Linked DNA regions of Homo sapiens: region 2 is linked to region 1. A link is an interaction called in ENCODE POLR2A ChIA-PET data of the cell type or tissue named here. Cell type or tissue: PC-9. All regions are shown on one strand. Each heading gives the region's core, and the rest is flanking DNA. Links, peaks and the distances in the headings are about the cores only. Region 1 has its middle 590 kb from the start of LINC01966. Region 2 overlaps LOC105373664 (a long non-coding RNA gene).

The links. ChIA-PET counts read pairs that join two places held together with the same protein. Peaks named below come from ENCODE experiments on the same cell type or tissue, not always from the same donor. Only the 100,000 strongest peaks of a DNase experiment are listed, where the experiment ranks them.
Region 2: POLR2A ChIA-PET joins it to region 1 with 5 read pairs; 2 of 35 experiments call an interaction of 5 or more read pairs at or near these places.

What each region holds. Positions count from the first base shown.
Region 1 is chr2:145,465,089-145,477,029 of GRCh38, reverse strand. No RefSeq gene overlaps it. Among named protein-coding and RNA genes, the nearest start is that of LINC01966, 590 kb to the right of the region's middle. In PC-9, for the core only: no CTCF peak of the experiment used is centred there; no DNase peak of the experiment used is centred there.
Region 2 is chr2:145,617,614-145,629,554 of GRCh38, reverse strand. LOC105373664 (a long non-coding RNA gene) reads left to right here. Exons shown (of 8, transcript XR_923414.2): 2 at 8,593-8,684. Among named protein-coding and RNA genes, the nearest start is that of LINC01966, 740 kb to the right of the region's middle. In PC-9, for the core only: no CTCF peak of the experiment used is centred there; a DNase peak (open chromatin) is centred at 6,224.

The DNA of each region.
Region 1 (11,941 bases), core at 2,219-10,218:
TCATCAAGATCATCTGAGAAAACATGACCTCACCAAATAAACTAAATAAGACACAAGGAACAAGTCTTGAAGAAACAGATCTGTGGCCTTTGAGACAGAGAACTGAAAATAGCTGTTTTGAGAAAACCCAAAGAAATTCAAGGTAACACAGAGAAGGAATTCAGAATTATATCAGAGAAATGTAACAAAGAGATTAAAATAATTAAAAATAATCAAGAAGAAATTCTACAGTTGAAAAATACAATTTATATAGTCAAGAATGCATCAAGTCCCTTAATAACAGAAATTATCAACCAGAAGAAAGAATTAGTAAGCCTGAAGACAAGCTACTTGAAAATACATAGTCAGAGGAGACAAAAGAGAAAAGAATAAAAAAGTAATGAAGCATGCCTACAAGATCTAGAAAATAGCCCCAAAAGGGCAAATAGTGAATTATTGGCCTTGAAGAGGAGTCAGAGAAAGAGATAGGGATAAAAAGTTTATTCAAAAGAATAATATCAGAGAACTTCCCAAACCTAGAGAATGATATTAACTTTCAAGTACAAGAAGGTGATAGAACACCAAGCAGATTTAACTCAAAGAAGACTACCTCAAGGCATTTAATAATCAGACTCCCAAAGGACAAGGATAAAGAAAGGATCCAAAAAAACAGCAAGAGAAAAGAAACAAATAGCATACAATGGAGCTCCAATATGTCTGGCAACAGACTTTTCAGTGGAAATCTTATAGGCCAAGAGAAAGTGGCATGACATATTTTAAGTCCTGAAGGAAAAAACTTCTACCCTAAAATACTGGATCCAACCAAAATTTCCTTCAAAGTATGAAGAAGAAATAAAGACCTTTTCAGACAAACGAAAGCTGAGGGATTTCATTAACACCAGACCAGTCCTATAAGAAATGTTAAAGGGACGTCTTCAGTTGAAAGAAAAGGATGTTAACATGCAAGAATAAATCATCTGATGGTGAAAAAAAAGAAAAAAAAAAGAAAATCACTGGTAATGTAAGCACGCAGAAAATCCCAGAATAGCATGACACTGTAATTGCAGTGTGTAAACTAGTGTTATCTTAAGTAGAAAGACTTAGTAATGAACCACGCAAAAATAACAACTACAAGAACTTTTCAAGACATAGGCAGAATAAGACATGAAGAGAAACAACAAAAAGTTAAAAAGTTGGGGGACAGGCCGGGTGCAGTGGCCCATGCCTGTAATCCCAGCATTTTGGGAGGCTGAGGCAAGTGGATCACCTGAAGTCAGGATTTCAAGACCAGCCTGACCAACATGGAGAAACCCCATCTCTACTAAAAATACAAAATTAGCTGGGTGCGGTGGCACATGCCTGTAATTCCTGCTACTCTGGAGGCTGAGGCAGGAGAATTGCTTGAACCAGGAGGCGGAGGTTGCAGTGAGCCAAGATCGTGCCATTTTACTCCAGCCTGGGCAACAAGAGTGAAACTCCATCTCAAAAAAAAGAAAAAAAATGTGAGGGGACAAAGTTAAAGTGTAGAGTTTTTATTAGTTTTGTTTTTATGTGTTTGTTTATGCAATCAGTATTAAGTTGACATCACTTTAAAATAATGGGTTATAAGGTAGTGCTTTCAAGCCTTATGGTAACCCCAAAGCAAAAAACATACAACAAATACACAAAAATTAAAAATCAAGAAATTAAAGCATACCACCAGAAAAAAAATAAAATAAAATAAAACAACACCTTCACTGAAAGGAAGACAGGAAGGAAGAGAAGATCAAAAACAACCAGAAAACAAATAACAAAATGGCAGTAACTCCCTACTTATCATTAATAACATTTAATGTAAACAAACTAAACTCTTCAATCAAATGACATAGACTGTCCAAACGGACATAAAAAAGCAAGATCCAATTATCTGTTGCCTACAATAAATAAACTACACCTATAAATACTGAAAATAATGGGATAGAAAAAGATATTCCATGCCAGAGGAAATAAAAAAACAGCAAGAATAGCAATACTTATATCAGACAAAATATATTTCAAAACAAAAACTCTAAGAAGAGACAAAGGAGGTAATTATCTAATGAGAAAAAGGTCAATTCAACAAAAGGATATAATGATCATAAATATATATGCACCCAACACAGGAGCACTCAGATATATAAAGCAAATATTATTAGAGCTAAAGAGAGAGATAGATCCCAATGCAATAACGGCTGGAGACTTCAACACTGCACTTTCTGCACTGGACAGGTCTCCCAGAGGAAAAAATCAACAAAGAAACATAAGACTAAATCCGTATAATAGACCAAATAAACCCAATAGATATGTATGGAACATTTCATGCAACAAGTTACAGGAAGAAAAGAGAGAAGACCCAAATAAATAAAGTCAAAGATATAAAGGAGACATTACAACTGATACCACAGAAATTCAAGGTCCCTAGTGGCTACTGAGAACAACTATATGCCAGTAAATTGGAAAATCTAGAAGAAATGGATAAATTCCTAGACACATAAACTTACCAAGATTGAACCATGAAGAAATCCAAAACTTGAACAAGTCCAATAACAAGTAACGAGATTGAAGCCATAATAAAAAGTCTCTCAGTCCAAGAAAGACTGGTACATGATGGCTTCACTGCTGAATTCTAACAAACGTTTAAAGAAGAACTAAAACCAATCTTACTCAAACTATTCTGAAAAATAGAGGAAGAGGGAATATTTCCAAACTTATTCTATAAAGCCACTGTTACACCAATACCAAAACCAGACAAAGACACATCAAAAAATGAAAACTACAGGTCAGTATCACTGATAAATATTGATGCAAAGTCCTCAACAAAATACTGGCAAACCAAATTCAACAATACATTACAAAGATCATTCATGTTAATCCAGTGGGATTTACCCTGGGAAGCAAGGCTGGTTCAACATATGCAAATCAATCAATGTGATATATGATATCAACAGAATGACAGACAAAAATCATATGATTTTTTCAATTGATGCTGAGAAAGCATTTGATGAAATTCAACATGCCTTCATGACAAAAACTCTCAAAAAGTGGGTATAGAAGGAACATATCTCAACATAACAAAAAGCTATATATAACAGACATACAACTAGTATCTTACTGAATGGGGAAAAACTGAAAGCCTTTCCTCTAAGGCCTGGAATATGACAAGAATGCCCACTGTCACCACTGTTACTCAACATAGTACTAAAGTCCTAACTAGAGCAACTAGACAAAAGAAAAAAATAAAGGGCATCCAAATTGGAAAGGAAGATGCCAAATTATTGTTATTTGCAGGTGATAAGATCCTATATTTGGAAAAACCTACAGATTCCACCAAAAATGTATTAGAATTTATAAATTCAGTAAAGTTGCAGGACAGAAAATTAACATACAAAATTTAATAGCATTGTTATATACTAATAGTAACCATTCTGAGAAAAAACGTTTTAAGTAACGTAATTTACAATATCCACAAATAAAATTAAATACCTAGGAATTAACCAAAAAACTGAAAGATCTCTATAATGAAAGTATAAAACACTGATGAAAGAAATTGAAGATGACACAAAAATGAAAGATATTTCATATTCATTAAATCAATATTGTTAATCCGTACAATCCAAAGAAATCTACAGATTGAATGCAATCTCTGTCAAAATACCAATGACATTATTCACAGAAATAGAAAAAAAAAACCCTAAAATTTATATGGAACCACAAAAGACCCATAGTAGCCAAAGCTATCCTAAGCAGAAAGAACAAAACAGGAGGAATAACATTATCTAACTTCAAATTATATTACAGAGCTATAATAACCAAAAAAGCATGGTACTGGCATAAAAATAGACACATAAACCAATGGAACAGAATAGAGAACCCAGAAATACATTCACATACCTACAGTAAATTCATTTTTGACAAGGGTACCAAGAAACATCCATTGAGGAAAAAATAGTCTTTCCAATAAATAGTGCTGGGAAAACTAGATATTCATATGCAGAACAATGAAACTAGACCCTTATCTCTTGCCATATACAAAAATCAAATCAAAAATGGGTTAAAGTCTTAATTTTAAGACCTCAAGCTATGAAATTACTACAAGAAAACACTGGGGAAATTATCCAGATCATTTGTCTGGGCATAAAACTTTTTAGTAATACACCACAAGCACAGGTAACCAAAGCAAAAATTGATAAATCAGATCACATCAAGTTAGAAAGCTTCTGCACAACAAAGGAAACAATAAAAAAATGAAGAGAGAACCCACAGAATTGTATAAAATATTTGCCAATTACCCATCTGATAAAGAATTAATAGCCAGAATATATCAGAAGCTCAAACAACTCTATAGAAAAAAACATAGTAATCCGATTTAAAAATGGGCAAAAATTTGAACAAACATTTCTCAAAAGAAAACATACAAATGGTAAATAGGCATATGAAAATGTGCACATCACTGATCATCAGAGAAATGCAAATCAAAACTACAAGGAGATCTCATCTCACCTTAGTTAAAATGGCTTTTATCCAAAAGACAGGCAATAACAAATGCTGGTGAGGATGTGGAGAAAAGGGAATCCTTGTTCACTGTTCGTAGGAATGTAAATTAATTCAACCACTATGGAGAACAGTTTGGAGATTCCTCAAAAAAACTGAAAATAGAGCTTCCATATGATTCAGCTATCCCACTTCTAGATATATATCCAAAAGAGAGGAAATCAGCACATTGAAGAAATATCTTCACTCCCATGTTTGTTGCAGCACTGTTCACAATAGTCAAGACTTGAAAGCAACCTAAAAGTCCATCGACAAATGGATGGATAAAGAAAACGTGGTACATATACACAATGAAGTACTATTCACCCAAAAGAAAAAATGAGATTCTGTCGTTTGCAACAATATGGATGAAACAGGAGGTCATTATATGAAACGAAATAAGCCAGGCAAAGAAAGACAACACATGTTCTCACACACTTGTGGGATCTGAAAATCGAAACAATTGAACTCATGTAGATAGAGAGTAGAAGAATGGTTCCCAGAGGCTGGGTAGGGTAGTGAGTGGGAGGAGGGAGGTTGGGATGGTTAATGGGTACAAAAAAATGGAAAAATGAATAAGACCTAGTATTTGATAGCACCACAGTATGATTATGGTCAATAATAAATTAATTGGACATTTAAAAATGACTGAAAAAGTATAATTGGACTGTTTATAATACAAAAGATAAATGCTTGAGGGGACGGATATTCCAGTATCTATGATATGATTATTATGCACTGCGTGCTTGTATTGGAATATCTCATGTAGTCCATAAATATATACACCTATTATGTCCCTATAAAAATTAAAAATAAAACATTTCTTTAAAAAGCGAACTGGATTCTATATAAATCCATACACATACAAGTATGTATATACATATATAATTATATTTTTATTGAAATATATATGTTCATGTGGGTCCGTTATAGGTTTTATATATTCATTATCTTATATGAACATACATGTATATAGCCATATAGGTCTTTTTTTTTTTTTCTTTTTTTTTTTTGAGACTGAGTCTTGCTCTGTTGCCAGGCTGGAGTGCAGTGGCATGATCTCGGCTCACTGCAACCTCTGCCTCCCGGGTTCAAGTGATTCTCTTGCCTCAGCCTCCCGTGTAGCTGGGATTACAGGCACCTGCCACCACGCCCAGCCAATTTTTGTATTTTTGTAGAGATGGGGTTTCACCATGTTGGTCAGGCTGGTGTTGAAGTCCTGACTTCAGGTGATCTGCCTGCCTGGGCCTCCCAAAGAGCTGGGATTACAGACGTGAGCCACTGTGCCCAGCTGTGAATTTTAACATGAGCCCAGAGTTCTCCATTTACTTTCTTCTAGCAACTTACCAGGAAAAGTTTCTTCCAAACACCCCCCACTCCCAAAATAGAAGAGATAAATGACTAGTATTTCTTTTGCTGACTATGTGAAACTGCTATTGGATGTGTTGGTACGTGGAGAATGGACTGTTTAAAGGAGGTACCCAGGGGTTGGTCACTGTTGCTCTCAGAGCTCCAGATGATGCACAATGTGCTACATGGCTATAAAAAGAATAACACAGTGGGGAAAAATGTTGGGGTGGTGGGAGGAGCAGAGCCCTTAGAGATGCTCAGGTTGACATTTCTCCTTCTAGATGAGTTAGTGGGAAGAATGTGCTTCCGTGTATTGAAATAGCTTCAGATGTATTTGGCTTAAGTATTTTTTGAAAAAAAAAAAACTTTGCTACATCTCTCTCTCTAAATTTCTTTGATTAAAATTGCTACATTCTGCAATTTGAGAAAATGGAAATTTTGACTAGAAGTTTAGGGAGAAGACAGGAGAGACAAATATGTGGAAACATTGTATCTACATAAGTAAAGATACCCTAGGTTAAACACTTCCTACATGTTCCTACTTAGGAGTAACTGAGTCATAGTAAATAGAACCCAGAAAACTGGATATTTGAAATGTATCATCTAAGATAAATTGAGATGACCTGGAGATTACAGATATAAAACATGAAGTCAATACTGAAAATAAATAAAACATTGGAATTATGGATGGCTCAGTTGTAGGCCCTCTTTTTTCTTACTCTCTTCTCTCACTCCATGAAACCGCTTTCTTGCCCATGTTTAATTGACATGCCACTAACCCTCAGGTTTATATTCTTAGCCAGAAATCTTTTTATTTCTGTACCTGTATATTCACTTGACTATGTCACTTTTAAATGTCACAAAGACACTGAATTCTCACTGAGTCCATAATTGAAATGATGATTTTCTCAGCAAGATTGGATTTCCTTCCACTTTCCTTTATTGGCAAATGTCCCAGCCATCCATCCAGTTCTGTGACTGAGAAATCCATGAGTTATTTGTGACACTTAATATTTCCTCACTCTAGATCTGATATTTATAAGGTCCTATCTGTTTTATGCACTAAAACCTCTGCAAACATCCACTTCTCTTCCTCTCCATTGCCATTTTCCTAGTGCAGTGTATTATCAAGGGTTTCTAGAAGGACACAACTAATAGGATCTTTGCATATAGGAGAGGGAGTTTATTAAGAATTGACTCACAGGATCCCAAGGTAAAGTACCACAACAGGCTGTCTGCAAGTTGAGAGCAAGGAAGCCAATGGTGGATCAGTCCAAGTCCCAAAGCCTCGAAAGTAGGGAAGCTGACAGTGCAAACTTCACTCTGTGGCCAAAGGCCCAAGAGCCCCTGGTAAACCACTGGTGTAAGTCCAAGAGTCCAAAAGCTCAAGAACTTGGAGTCTGATGTTCGAGGGCAGGAAGCATCCAGCATCGGAGAAAGAGGAAGGCCAGAAGACTCAGCAATTCTGCTCTTTCATCTTATCCTGCCTGTTTTATTCTTGCCTACCTGGCAGCTGATTGAATGGCACCCACCCAGGTTGAGGGTGGGTCTGCCTCCCTCCAGTCCACTGACTCAAATGTTAATCTCCTTTGGCAACACCCTCACAGACACACCCAGGAACGATATTTTGCATTCTTTAATCTGATCAAGTTGACACTCAATATTAACCATCACATGCAGCTACTATCAGTCCTGCTTGGACTGCTTCCACAGCCTTCAGATTTTCCTCTCCATATCCACCCTTATCCTCTAATCCTCTCTCACCACTGTAGCTAGCATGATCTTGCAAAAATGCAAGTATGATCATTTTTCTATTCAAAACTCAATAGCTTTTAATTTTTTTAATTACCAAGACAAAAATATTTATCATGGTCCAGAAGGTTCTGCATGAACTTAACTGTGCCTGTTTTTCTGCTAATTCCTCTCTCTTTTGAGTTCAGATGTCCAGGTGATTCAGGCAAAGTAATACCTTTGTTTCTACGTGGAGAACACTCCGCTTTCCTCATTGTTGGGTGTAAGTTGCTCCCTTTGCTTCCACCCCACCCTCATCTTCCTCCTCCAGTAATTCCTACTCACTTTTCAGATATTAGCTGAGGGATGACTTCCTCAGGAAACTCGTTTCTGACCATTATGTCCCAGGCTAGTAAGGTCCCCCAGCTTAGCTTTATCATTCACATTATTTTTCTTTCAGAACACTTATAATTAGTAGTTAAATACTTTCTTGGTTGTTAGATTGGCTGTCCGGATTTGTGCTGTCAATAAAGTAGCCAGTAGTCACATAAGGCTATATAAATTTACTTAGACATTTAAAAAAATTTGTTCTTCAATCAATCTATCCACTTTTCAAGTGTTCAATAGCCACATTGACTACTTATGATTGTATCAGACACTGCAAATACAAAGCATTTCGTCACTGCAGAAAGTTCTATTGGGTAGTGTAGGCCTTGATTCTATTCGCTGTGAAAGTAGAGTCAATACCCATTTGCTCAGCATTAAAAGCCACTTTCTAGTAGATGCCTATACATATATATATATAGTTTGCTTGTTATTGAAGGGAAATCTCCCCAGTCCTTAGATCAAGCTTTTTTGTTCTATATTATGAAATGATTTTAATAAAATTCTTCATACTGGATTTGTTTACTTCCTAAAAGATTAATGAATTTGCTCATATGCTCATGTCATCATGGTTTAATATAGCACACATTGATGGTCCCATTTTTAATTCAGTGTTGTCCTATAACTCATAGCTAAAATTTTCCTAAATCTGATTCTAGGTACTGATGATTTAGTAACATCTCAAGATTAAGAACCTCTGTGGTTTAAGGGCAAACAATTCTCTTCAAGTGTTCCTAAATCACATCGGCCTCTCCTTTTAAATTGCAATATCACCTTTTTCCTGTGTAGATTGATCATGGAACAGTTGGCTAGCATCCATATCTTTAAATCAGACATGCACTGGTAGAGCAGGCAGGTTGTGGAAGGAATGAGAAACAAGGCCAGCGAAGCTCATCTTAAGTCATTCTATCACAACCTTGAGTCAGGATACCTTCTAGTCTGTCACCTCTGCAGGAGCGACCAGAGGATGGCTTCACCTGGAACTCTTATTTTTCCTTGTCTTTCCACTAAAATATTGAGGACTTTAAAAAACTGAAAAGAAAGACAATTATTTGTATGAATGTGGGATCCAAATTCCTGACCACTTTGAAATGAAATGAACTGTCAAAGAGGCCCTGGGGCATTTACATCTGATCCACCACCTAAGGCCAAACACAGTCTGGCACCTTCCACGGATTGATGTTAGGGCCTTGGTAAACTTTTTGAAAGAAACTCAGAGATTCTCTGAGATGACAGAATTCTCTAACTGTTCTCTAAACAATTAGAGAGTACAAGATTCCATTCAAAAGCAGATTAACTTTTGTGAATAAAGATTTAACTTTATCATAAATAAAGGAGCATCTGCACTTAAGAAAATGAATTCCTTTGGACAATCACAATTCAGTGAATATGTAATTCTTTTCAATTAACAAGGACTACCTTGATTTTAAAAACTTAGCATCATAGTATAGACAAGATCAGGATTCTTCCAGTGTGTAAGATTAGCAGAATATAGGTCATAAAACTTCAGAACGCTGAGTTTAGGCAGAGATAATGGTTTGGATTTTTAGTTTCATTTTATCATTTGCTATATCCATGGTTGGAAGGCTTGAAAGTTAACATCAAAAGATAACTCTCTGGCACTTCTAGATTCTTTGTTCATAATTATGCATATCATAAGTGTATAATTATTCTATAAATTTTTTTTTTCTGAGATGGAGTCTTTCTCTGTCGCCCAGGCTGGAGTGCAGTGGGGTGATCTTGGCTCACTGCAATCTCCACCTCCCGGGTTCAAGCAATTCTCATGCCTCAGCCTCCTAAGTAGCTGGGATTACAGGCACGCACCACCATGCCCAGCGATTTTTTTTTTGTATTTTTAGTAGAGACGGGGTTCCACCATGTTGGCCATGCTGGTCTCGAACTCCTAACGTCAGGCGATCTGCCTGCCTCAGCCTTCCAAAGTGTTGGGATAACAGGCATGAGCCATTGTGTCTAGCCCTATGTAGATGTTATTCTATAGTGTTAGATCATTGATTCTCAGTTAACTTTATAAAGTTCAAATTAACCAATACTGATAACAAAATAAAATGTAGACAACCTTAAGTATTAGATATATGAACTATTGTCCAAATCATGCAGGGATAAGGGAAAGAAAGAGGAGGGCAAACCAATGAAACATGTAGTAGAAAGTCTAGTACCAGTCACATAGCCACCACTTTTGCTACATGGTTCCATAAGAAGTATATTTCTTTATTAGTATTTTAATAAAATTGCAAGATAGTATACAAAATGAGTAATGTAGACTTTAGAATCATCAGGTACTAAATTTAAATTTTTATTCTACAGCTAAGTAAAAAATTATTTAACCTTTTTCACTCTTCATTTCTATGGTACGAGGCTGCTCATTTTCCAGGGTGATTGTCAAGCCTTGGAGATGCACATAAAAGCACTTATCACATTGCAGGTTCCTAATAGTCATCCACTAAATAAAAACATTGTGCTTAAAAAATAAAATTATGTTTTTATTTGTAATATATTAAATAACATGAGCGCAACTTATGATCACATGGCTACTGAAAAAAATGCAGTTAACATAGTTTAAAAAATACTTTAGTATCAGAAGAAATATCTCCTAGAATACCATACTCACCGGGCCCCTCACATCTAACTAATTTAGTCAATATCTGGATATTTCTAAAAGTGTAGAATAAATATGTACTTCTATAAAATTCATTTTATTCTGGGTACTATCTAGACATTTGAAATTTTTGAGAAATTATTTAGTGGCTTAGATATATCAAATATGAATTGTATAACTTTAAGACTAAAGAGTATTTGCCAACTTTAATGAAAATGTTTCTGAATGCAGTTTATTTTTTTACAGCCTGCAATCATTGTTCCTTGTTAAAACTCATGTATTTGGGAAGGACTAGAAGTAAATGAAGTAAAATATTTTGTAAGGAATATCTTCATTAGCTTTTTGGTATTTATTTATTATTTATTTATTTATTTATTTATTTATTTATTTATTTGATGGAGTCTTGCTCTGTCACCCAGGCTGGAGTGCAGTGGAGCAATCTTGGCTCAGTGCAACCTCCTCCTCCCGGGCTCAAGTGATTCTCCTGCCTCATTCTCCTGCATAGCTGGGATTACAGGCATGTGCCACCATGCCTGGCTAATATTTTTGTATTTTTAGTAGAGACGGGGCTTCACTATATTGACCAGGGTGGTCTCAAACTCCTGACGTCAAATGATCCTCCCACCTCGGCCTCCCAATGTGCTGGGATTACGAGCGTGAGCCACCGTGCCCAGCCCTTCATTAGCTTTTTAAAATTACTAAAGAGCATTATGTTTGTCATGTTTCTGGACTGCCCATCTTTTTATATGTACTGAGAGCAACTACAATAATGAAATATTTAGCAATGAATAGAGAATAGCTTCAAAGGAGAATTTGCATATATGTGGTTAAACTGTTTTTGAGAAAATATATTATAAATCCAGCAAATCTTTGCTACAATCCTGGTATATTGGCTCAAACTGTATTTGGAAAGTTTCTTGGTCGAGGCATATTATATCCCTAATAGTATAGAACTCAACATTCACATTTTATAAAAAGTGAATTGCAATGGGCCTTATCAATTCTAAAAAATACATAACACCCATTATCTGATTTCACATGGAAAGCATTGTGTGCTATACTGTTGGAAATATGATTTTACATGAAGCACACAAACTAATATAGGTACCCAAAAATGTTCTTTAAGAATTCTCCCCTTACTGAGGCCCCAACTCAGTAGGATGAGGTTTTGGCAGAATAATCATTTGTATTTTCTAAATGAAGCCACTTTGTGCCAATCGAGTTTTCCTTCTTTCTTCTTCTTTTCCTGGTAACTAAAGAAGGCCAAATGCATTTCATGGTTTGAAAAATAAACATTGCTACTGGCTTGAGGCCTAGCCCACCAAGTATTGG
Region 2 (11,941 bases), core at 2,746-10,745, 150 kb before region 1:
ATAACACAGATTTAAGGCCCTGTATTACATTTCACTCATTTAGTGAAAAAAAACAAAAGTCAATGAATAAAAACACAAAAGCTCTATTTATATATTCAAAGATTATTTTTTAGTAATTCAACTTTGAAACTTTGTTAGTATTAACAAGAATTTGCTTTAAGAAACTATTTCTGGCTGGGCACGGTAGCTCTCTCCCAGCACTTTGGGAGATTGTGGTGGGCAGATGACCTGAAGTCAGTTGTTCAAGACCAGCCTGGCCAACATGATGAAACCCCATCTCTACTAAAAAGACAAAAATTAGCCAGGCATGGTGGCTTGTCTGTGATTCCAGCTATTTGAGTGGCTAAGGCAGGAGAACTGCTTGAACTCGGGAGGTAGGGGTTGCAGTCAGCCGAGATCATACCACTGCACTACAGCCTGGGTGACAGAGCAAAACTCTGCCTCAAAGCAAAACAAAATTATTTCTTTCCCAGGCTCAAGCAATCCTGTCACCTCAGCCTCCCAAGTAGCAGGGACCACAGGCACATGCCACCATGCCTAGCTAATTTTTTTTTTTTTTTTTTTTTTTGTTAAGATGTGGTCTCACTCTGCTGCAAGAAACTGTTTCTTAAGACTGCACCCTAAACTCTGGAAATAGATCATATGAATCCCCTTTTTGGTCAGTATCATATTTTAGAAGTGGTATACTCAGATAACAGTGTCATCAAGAATGGGGATTCTCCTTTGAGCCTAGTCTGGTCTGCTTTTTCATAGACGCGACTTTATTTAAAGCCACAATAGCTGCCAACAAGAAAGGCTCAAGTAAGCCGAATCTGATCCAGACTCAGTCATGACGACACCTCTGGGGCCAAAGTGTCCTTCAGTTTCATTCTGATGAAAAAGACCCAGGGAAGAAGCACAAATATGGAAAGGCCAAGGAGAAACGCGGGAGGCCCCTATTCCTGGCTGTGTCCTTTTCTTTTCTGTATCAGCCTGTCTTTTTCAATGCTGAAACAGTGTCTTAATTCTTCCATGTGGCACCAGGAATAAAACTGTACTCTTAAGAAAGAAGATGAAACAACAAGTATATAGCATACAAAAAGCTCTTTGCCGTCATTATATATTTTAATAATAATAACAATATTTGAGAAATATTAGTATCCCCATTATAAAATGAATACATTTAAGTCAAAAAGGGACGATTTATTTTGTCCAGCCTCTTATAGAGATTAAGTGGTGAAACTGAGATTTCAATTCAAATCCTGTGACTCCAAATTTACAGTTCTGTACTGTTTTAATGTCTCTCTAATTAGTCCATTCACACTGAGAAGGGAAAAGATTGATAGAGATTTAAGTAATAATTACTAAAATTACCTGGGAACTTCAAAATATTAATAAAGATTTCTCAACTCCAGCTTTAGCTACTATGTTTGAAAAGATCTAGGGTTTTGTAAGGTGTCTATATATTTTTAAAGTTTTTTCTAAGTAATTGCTGCTGCTCAGCCAGATTTGGGAACTTCTTTAAAGTATTGAGACAGTGTTAAAGAATTTGCAAGAATATTTGCATTTTTCAGAGGAGAAAATAAATCTTTTAAAAGAAGCATTTCTACTCAGAAGTTTTGCATTATGTAGATGGTTTGAGAAGGCATTTTGAGGAGGGGGGCAGGTTTCCTGGCACCTCTAAAATCATGACGTAAAGAGAAATACTCTCCTTTCTCAAAACTGTACTCTTACTTGCATAGCGCATGCATGGATGCTGATTTGAAAAATAAGTCAGTAGGCTGCTTATCATTTCTGGTAGAACATAGTCTACAGAACACATTATTTCAAGATTTAGCTTCATCTTTGTTAGCCGCATGGACTTGAGAAAAAATATTTAGCCTTCTTGGGTCTTAGCTTGTTTGTTCATTAAAGGCAGATATTCACATGTATCTCATGGGGTTATCCCAAGGACAAAACAAGCTGTTGTACAGTGTTTGGCCTAGTAGATATGCAACTAGCATTCATTTTAAAAGGATGTAGACTTTGAACAATAACTGTTTGAACCACAGTGACCTTCTATTTGTCAATGTATCTCATCTTATGTTTTATTTTTCTTAGAAGATGCTGCGAAAATAACTTTCCATGAACAAATTTGTTTGGCCAATATAGAATAACTCTCATTGAGAGATTCATAATAAATAAGTTAAAAATCTTGAAGTTTTTCATGAAAAAGATGAGTTTAAACCATAATTTCTATAAACACATGTAGCTATGGAGACCTTTTCCTTATGGGACACCTATTAATATCATAGAAATGATATCCAAAAATAAAAACTTTGGGAAAAGATTCTCCTTTTATTACAAATGTCTTCACAAACACATACAATTTTGCACTTAGGCAAATTGAGAGAGTGTAAAATGAAACTTCAGAGTGTAGAATTTAATTGTAAGTAGGTATTATACTCACATTGTAATAGAGTAGCAGAAGTGAAATCCATCTATAATATGAGATTCCATGTACAGCTGATTTTTTCCTGTTTGCATGTAAGTGTGAATATCTATGTGTATATGTTTATATGAGTATGTCTTCACGTGCGTGAGTTCGTTTGTATGTGTATGTAGAATCAGGAATATTTTTGTAATTACTATATCAATTTGTGAATGATGTATGAAATGTAATTCCCCGTTCAATAAAAAATGATTTATAATCAGTGCTATGCTGTTATACTCTTTATCTTATATGATAAATCTAGACTTACTACTCTTAGAAAGCCTATTAATTTAAATATCAAATCTAAGAACAAATTTAAAATAAAATACTTTAATTTATTTTCCCACATTCTCTCCTACTCTTCAGAGTTCACCTCTACTGGCTGGTATTTTCTCAGATAACCAGTTTATTTACAAAAATCCAAATAACTGAAAATTATGTTGTACACAAAGCTGTATTTAAGTTCTTTCAACATTTGAGGCAAAGCAACAAGAGATTTGACTTCCTCCAAGACCAACTTAGGGTCACTGCTTGTTTGTTTTCCTTCACATGGGCACTCCAGCCTTCCTTAACATCCAATTTGCTTTCAATCAGTGGGTAGTTAAGCTTCAGAAGGAATCCAGCCAAAATAAGCCATCCTTCTGCCAGGCCCAAAGTCTCCTTTCCTACTACTCTCTCTGGGTTTCCTCTTATAACTTACCCTTCACTTAGTTCCATGGAATTTGCCTGGGCTTTCTGAGGGACAATTAACTTCAGGGAGTCATTTGTATATTTCAAACAAAGTGGCAGAATCACTATTCCTGGAGAAAGTAATTGGCAGAAAAACAAAAAATCAACATGAGGACAAGCCCCTCTTCTTACCTTGGCCTTGTTCATAATGACTTTCTACTGATTCTGAAAATGTGGGTTGCTAGGGATAACCTCTTGACTATGACTGCCTCTCTCTGTCTCCCTCTCTCTGTCTCTGTCTCACTCTCTCTCTCTCTATATATATATACATAAATAATATATGCAATATATTATATATATCTAAAGTGAATGAATTATATACATCATATATAAAATGAATTATATATCTATATATATATATAGAGAGAGAGAATGCACATAATAAAGAGGTGGTCAAATTCATAGTGTAAGAAAATTATTTCACATAAGTTCAGGCTTGTCTAAAGCTGTGGAAGCAAGTGCATCTACCACTGAAGGATACACTGCTCTATGCTTCTTCATTTTTTGTCATTTTCTAAGCAATATATCCAGGTTTATCCACACCCCTACCAGTCTCCAAAACTCAAGTCCTGTACTTTCTCTTTTCTGAACACAAACTTTAATAAAAAAGGACCGTAACACATGCAGCCTACTAAACAACACTGCAGAGACTTTAGCTCACCTGATCTGAAGCATCTACCTGAAGGTACCTTGGTTTTACTTTCTGATTTCTCCCCTTGGGCGCCCCTTTCACTTAACAGGCATCCAACTCACCCATAGCAATCATGAACTACAGAATTTAGGAGTGAGAAACCTTCCCTAAAGATACATCCAAAAATGATTTTTTCTCATATCAAGAGCCCTTTAAAATTCTTTTTTAAAATAACACTTTGAAAAAAATAACATCTGTTTAAATCCTTTTATCATGATTTAAACACATTTTCAGTTATCACATTTTTTTCTTATTTTTTTCTTTTTTTTTAAGTTCTTTTTATACCTGTTACCATGGACACAATGTTGCTTGCCTCAGAGTCTAATTAAAATGGTTCCTTGCTCAGCCAGGGATTTAGAGAAGAATCACGTGTTGGGGGAGTGGCATGAAAATCTGAGGAAACTACTGTTTAGGTTCTCTTGATAGAAATGTTTCTCCTCTACTAAAATCTTCTTTCCATTTTACAAAAAATGTTTTGACCAATAAATTTCCAAAAAGACCCAACACATACTGTTTAGAAAATTATGCCCCAGATTTTAATCTCATATGCCTCTGATCTTTGGGTAGGTTTCCATGGGTTATAAAGCAAGGATCTGGTATCTGTATACCAAATATACAGAAGAGGAGGGGAGAGAGGAAATATACACAGTGGAGGGGAGGGAGGAAATTCCCTTCTTGCTAAAATATTGAATATGTGATAGTGGGTCCAAAGTAGAATTTTTAAAATATATTGACAAAGGAATTTTCTACATTGAAATCCTTCTTCCTGTAAAATCATGCTTTATCTCTTTTTATACAGTTGATTTCCTTATTTTGGACTAAATCTCTTTATTATTTTTGTTAAGAGAAAAATCAAACATTTTAGGTGGTCACAAGCTTTGCTTTAACTTAATTGTGATAATGGCTTTGTGTAATACATCATCATGCAAGCGTGCATTTGAAATGAGATAAGTCAGAAATAATTTCTTTTTTTCCCCTTCAATTATAGTGCACACCATTGACAATGTTGACTACCGGGCTGATCAGAATAGATGATGATAATGGAGAAAGTTTTCATGGTTTTCTAGCAAGAGTATAAGCACAGTACTTAAAATCTTCAGGAGTAGAGAGACTTTACTATTTTATTTATTTTCCAAAGCCCATTCACTTTTGTGATTTTAAAAAATTACATACGATCTTAACATAGTTCTCATATCATCCAGCTTCTTATTAGAGAGAGCTGAAAGGTGTTCCAATGATTATTTAATATGAGCTCCTAATAGTTTGGGCCTGGGAGGTCGAGGCGGCATTGAGCCAATATAATGTCACTGCACTCCAGCCTGTGTGGCAGAGGGAGACCCTGACTCTAATAATAATGATAATAATAATAATGATGATGTGAGCCCCTATCTCTTGAAATCTGTCATGACTTTACAATAAGCTTTACCTGATGGTACATTTAGATGATTCTATGTTGTGTGGTTATTAAACAAACCACATAGAAATGAAATTCTATTGAGCAGCAATGCAGTAACAAGTAGTGGCCCAAGCAGCATCCAGCTAATGAGAAGTTGACTAGATGCTGTGGCAAGACATGAGAATTCAAGCAGAATCTGAGTTAGTTGCTAATAAACTACAAGACATTTTGTTGAACCGTCACACACCCTCTCTAATACCAAAGGGTGGGCCCATAGTCTCTAATTTTCTTCCACTTCCAACATTCTGCTATTCAATTTTCTAGCAACAGCTAAATCAGTACCTCTCAAACTACCAATGACTTAGGCTAGCAATTAAGGATTACATTTCCCTGAAGCATAATCTTACTCATAGATTGGGAGAATTAGTTATGTGAGAGTGAAGAAGGAAATTTTCTGGTAGATGAAACAGACTCTCCATGAATTTTATGATGAACTGTGGAATTTTACAGAACTTGTTTGATTATGGTAGGTCGTTTTGGGTTTTAACCACAAATCCCCAAATGTCCAATTTCTTTGTCGTTAAGGTAACTGTACGATATTAGTTGGTAAATATTGTTTGGTTAACTTCATTTGATTTGTTTGTCTCATTCATATTTCGCATTAAAACTGGTGGTTTTTCATTAAAACACATTGCCTAGGTTTTTAGACATATCCTCTACTGTTGCTGAAAACAAGAAACTTAGTAATTTATTATGTTTTTCCCAAGCAGAGAAAACCGCAGTTTTTACATTGAGCCTATAGGAAAAAAGCGGGGAAAAAATACAACTTACTTCTCATTTAACCCCTAAATTGTTTCTCCTTTGACCATTCTGCTGACTGTTTCATCAAACAATATACCAACGCCTGAGTAAATAATAACTGGTCTGTCCCACACATAGTTTATAACCCACAGAAGCAGGAAAGGTCCTTGTAAGGATGCCAGATGACTCTGGCTTGACTAAGGGACAAAAAAAAAGGCAAATATTTCCAGAAAATCAAGTTTGACCTTACCCTTGGTACTTTGAGAATGAAATTTAAAATGTGAATGGAATTCAATTCACTTATATCTATAGCTATTCTTTCATGGTTAAGAAGGCTATAGGAGTAAGGAAAAGTAATGCATTACCTATATTGTCTTGGTTATACTAAATATATACTTTCTTTTTATTTAATTAGTCACTTTGGTGTGTTTAGTTTCGCATTCAAATTAAGATGAAATCCAAAGTTTGAAAATTAAATTTAACAAAGTTCCAAAGCAAAAGGCCACACTGATTCGAAAAGGTGCTATAATTCACTTAGGGATTCTCCTAATCTAAACAGTATTCATTAATTGAAGAAGTATTTAGTAAGCTTCTTCTATGTGACAGTGCCGCATGAGGTGATTTAGATATAGGGAGGAACAAAAGACAGAAGGATTATTCTCTTACGGAGTTTATATTCTACTGAGAGAGGCAGGTGATCAACAACAACAACCACAACTACAAATATGCAATTTCAGAGAAAAATAAGATTTGTAAAAAAACATTAAAATTAGTTGGGCAAAGCTCTGTTTCTTTAGACTGGAATTTGTGAAGGTAAAATTTAAGCTAACAATGGAATGACAAAGGGAAGCACAGTATATGAAAGTCTGAAAGGGAGAATTTCCAGAAAAGGCCTTTAAGACCGTGGTCAGGAGTTTGAATTTCACTTTAAGAAGGGGGAAGCTTCTGGAGTATTTCAGGCAGTGGAGTGACATACATGATCAGGTTTATACTAGCTAACTCCTACTCATCAGTCAGATCTCAGTCCCAATATCACTTCCTCCAGGAAGCATTCTTTAGTCAACTAGGATCCTTTGTTAGATCCCTTCATGACACTGAGATACTTTTCTCAATTGCATTTTGCCAAAAGTTACAACATTTACTTTCTTTGTCTGCTTGTTTTATTAAATCTCTCTTCTCTATTGGACTCTGAGCTTCGTGAAGTTAGGAACTTTGCTATTGTTTGTCTTGTATATCCCTGTTTCTAGCACAACATCTCAATAAAATTCTTTTAAGCATATGCATAAACAAATGAACTATAAATTAATAAATGAGTAAAACATTATGTGTAAGAATGGAAAAATTTAAAAGTCTAGGAATTACAAATACTAAATATTTGACAGACATTGAGGAAGACAAAAAAGTTAGATAAACTCACTTCTTCTCTAATCCACCTGACTTAGGAAGAAGGAGAGTTGCAGAGTGAAAGTCAAATCAGCCTTGTCCTGAAGCCAAGGGCACAGACATAGATGGATTGATATTCTGACTTTTATTTCTGTTCTTTGCTGATGACCAGATTTATCATACAATAATTATTATAGAACATACATTTAACTGCAAAAGTATGTCCCATATCTGCCTGGAATAATTTTACTCTTTGCTTGGATTAAAGGTTTTCTCTGATATTTCCCAGTGGATTCAGAGAAGACTGGGAAACATATTATCCTTGTTTTTGCTTTCTTCCCGGTTGATGAGTCTATATTCTCCAGGAACACGTCTGCCCATTGTTTTCCTGTCTTTTCAAAGGTGTTAAATATCCACTTATTTAGTGGACAAAAATATCTGTTCTTAGTTCCATTCATAACTAGAAAAAAAGACTTTAGCCAGACTAAGATACAGAAGCAAAAGCCCCTGTAGCAAGAGAGAACATTATAAGAACCAGAATGCGTAGTTGCAGCATAGAGGGGGAGAGAGAGTGTGTCTTCAGGTGTCACAGATATTAGTCCTATAGACAATATAAGAGATTTTATCTGTAAACTAAGAAAAATGGAATATTAAAGAGGAAGAAAATGGGAGAGGTAATGGCATTGTCAATAATTTATTTTTAAATTGCAACTCTGGATTCTCTATGAAAGTGATGGCAGGCAGAACAACAGGTGAGTACCTAATGGCCAAGGTAAGAGATGATGGCACCTTTGACTAGGAAAGTCCCAGTGATGAAAAATAAAGGTAAATACATTAAGAAGATATTAAAGAGGTAAAAGCTACTGTTCTTAGTAATATGTTGTGCAGGAGTAAGGACAGTGTCAAGGATAACCCCTAGATGATGGTGCCATTGACTGAGATAAGGACACTTGGAGGAAAACAAGTTTGAGTTTGTTTTTGTACATAATAAAATTGAGTTCCTTCTGGGACTCAATTGAAAATTTAAAATAGGCAATAAGATATAAGAATCAAGAACTCAGGTGAGAGTAATAGAAATGCACATTTGAAAGTCATCAGCTTATGAATGATAATTGAACTATGTTCAATAAAATTCCCCAGGAAAAACAATATGGTGAGAAGAGGGCCTGGCATTGAGCCTTGAGGAACTTCAGAAAGAAAGAGATAAGGCTACCAAGGACACCCAGAAGAAGGTAAACTTCTGCTTATGTGTTACCTTATACAGGAAAGGGGAAGAGAGTGAGACAGTTTTGATATTCAAATTTATTTATTTAATCAATATATACTAAGCACTGTATTATGATATTACTATAGGTTCTAGAGATTCAAAGAAAAGTAAAACACAATCTGTGACAACACAGCCTTGGTAAAAATCTAAGCAGTTCTCCTAGGACAATCAATTTTAAAAACAGGAAAGTTGACATCAATGTAATCAAATAAAATATTCATTACATTTTTTATTCTCAGATATGTTGCGTTTCACATGACTTCTCTATTTTCTTATGAGAATGCATATATTTGACCAGGAAAGAGAAGACTGTAGTTTAAAAAAACATTATACTACTCTGACCTTTTTGATATTCTATTTTTTGATTGGCTAGATTGGAATATCTTATCATGTCCATCCAAGTAAGGGCAAGACTGTAAACACTATCAACTTGACTAGTCAGCCAATCAAATTATAGGGTGTTATAAAGGTCAAAGCAATACAAAGTGCTACGATAATTTACATAACATATGTGCAGCATTACAAGTCCAATATTTCCTTCAGACAAGGATTGAACAAGAACATAAAGGCCTGTGACTGTTTTCTCCTGACAATGGTAGTAGAAGTGGAAAAAACTTTTGGCAAAATTTTTCGTTGAGATTTCTAGAAATTGCTACTGAAGTTAAAAAGTACGTGTGTGTGTGTTTATGTGTGTATGTATGTATATATATATGTATGTATTAGTTGCATAGCTGACTCCAGGTCTCCTGACTTATAGACTGATTTATTCCTTGCCTCTGTCACTTTCTTGGAACTTGTCTATAAACTTCCTACATTCTACCTAATAAATAATAAATATATATATGTGTGTATACACATATATTCATTATAAGTATATACATATACATATGAATATACATACATTATATATATTCATACATATATTATATATGTATATACATATATTATATGTGTATATACATACATTATATGTGTATATACATATATATAATAAATATATACACATATGTTTATTGCATATGTATGTGTGTATATACATATATTCATCAGTTATTAGAATTATATTTTATATATACACACACATATATATATTCATTAGTTATTAATTGAAGTGGATTCAAGGCAAGAGAAAGGATGTAGGAAGTTCATAGAGAAGTTTCAGGAAAGTAAAAAGAGAGCCAAGGAATAAATCAGTCTGTAAGTCAGGAGACCTAGAGTCTGCTATGCTACTAATTACTTGTGAGACTTAGAAAGGTTATCTGATTTCTTGGACCTTATTTTCTTATTCTTTGAAGGGAGAAATATCTTCATAATTATTGATTTCAATAATAGGTGAAATGATTTTGTTAAGTATTCAACAGTCAGTATGAAATTATCTCTGCCTTCAAAGTACATACAATCTTACAGGACAAAAGATAAGAAAATAAGCACTACTGAGATTAGTTTATGTAGTGAACATCTTACAGTAGATGGCCCCTGCCCTTGTGGAATGATCTACATTTATATTGATGATGATACAAGGTATGTGTAAAATTCTCATGATCTTAATGTTTGTGGGCCATTAAGTTCTAGATTAGAGAAATAGTTCAAGATTCAACAATGAGGCAATAAGAGGCTCAACATATTAGTGATAGAAATGCCATGATTCATCCACATTAAAATTTTTTTGAATTAGCCCCTAAAACCTTCCTACCATTATAGGAAAATAGTGGCTGCTATTCTTCCATTCCCCTGCCATTAACATATTCTAGGCATAATGTGATCTGCTGTGGATTATTTTTTCTTTCTTTGCAATGATACTATTGATGTTGAAATAAACATATATTAAAATGTTAAGAAGGCAGGGAATGGCAGTGGATTGAGTATGATTTTTAAGGACTTTTGCTTTCTAGATCAATCACAGAAATATCAAAGACTAAAAATTCAAAAGTAAAAAGTAACTTGTAATATAGTAAGTTATGCTAATACTAAGTTAAGGTTTGGAGGAATAATACATTTTCTTCGAAAAGTTGCTTTACTTTATGTACTCACAATTTCTCAAGCCAAGTAAAGAGTGAACATATAGAGTAATAAATGACAGTATCCAACTGGCTGTTTTTTACCAAACAAAATTGTAGAAAAAAGACATTTAAAATTAAACACTTATTTCCAATTGCTGAAAAATGACTAGCTGGTAAACAATGAATACTTTACAAATGTTTAATACACATAAAACAAAATAGATTTGTGAGAGCATATTCAGAATCTCTTCTTTGTCTTTTTGTTTTGTAGTAAATATTTTATGTATTAAAAGTAGGTAAGTAAATATGATCATTTTAAAGTCTGAGATTGTTGCTCATGCAATATCTAATCTACCGTGCTAGAGAAAAATCTTGGTACCTCTATACAACTGAAATGTTTTCTTTAAAAAATGGTAGCAAATATCCAGTTCTAAAATATAAAAATTAAAATCATTGAAACAAAGGAAGTTTACCTACAATGATATCTATCCATCTATATATGTATATATCTATATCTATATGTATACATGTGTATATCTATATCTATCTATCTATATATATATACATAGAGAGAGAGAGAGAGAGAAGTGCATTTAAAAGAGAGTAAAAAATAATCTACAGGGAATGAATTTTTAAGAATTGCTTGGCATAAAAGTATTCTGTGATGTAAGAAAAGAAAACATCCTTGACTCACCCAGATAATAAAGAACTGAAATAACCAATGTAAAAATGACTAACACACTGAATACTTTTCAAAATACTGAGGACCTTTGAAATGATTCAAGTGTGCAATTATCTTATTTACAGATGAATACATTGAAACAGAGAGAGCTATATGACTTGTTCAAAGTCACACATATAATTAGTCGCAGAGCTCAAAATATTCTCAAGTCTTCACATCTAACTCAAGATAAAAACACGTTTACAATGGCCTCCAATGCAGTGCCAGTCAGGGCCCTAGCAGGAAATTGATGGTGCGCCAGAAATTTAACTAAGGATCATTTAATAATGGATTTACTAACAGAGGTGTGGGTAGGGTTAAAAAAGCCAATGATGGAAGGAAAGCATCTTGGGAATAACAGTAATGAGAAGCTACTGTGCCTCCTAGATGTGAAAAGGAAAAAAGAATGAAACTTCTTGCTAGAGTTTATAGAGAGCTTGGGGCCGTGGGTGAAGGGCCATCTAACAGAAGAGGTAACTGGAACACAATCACTGATAGAAT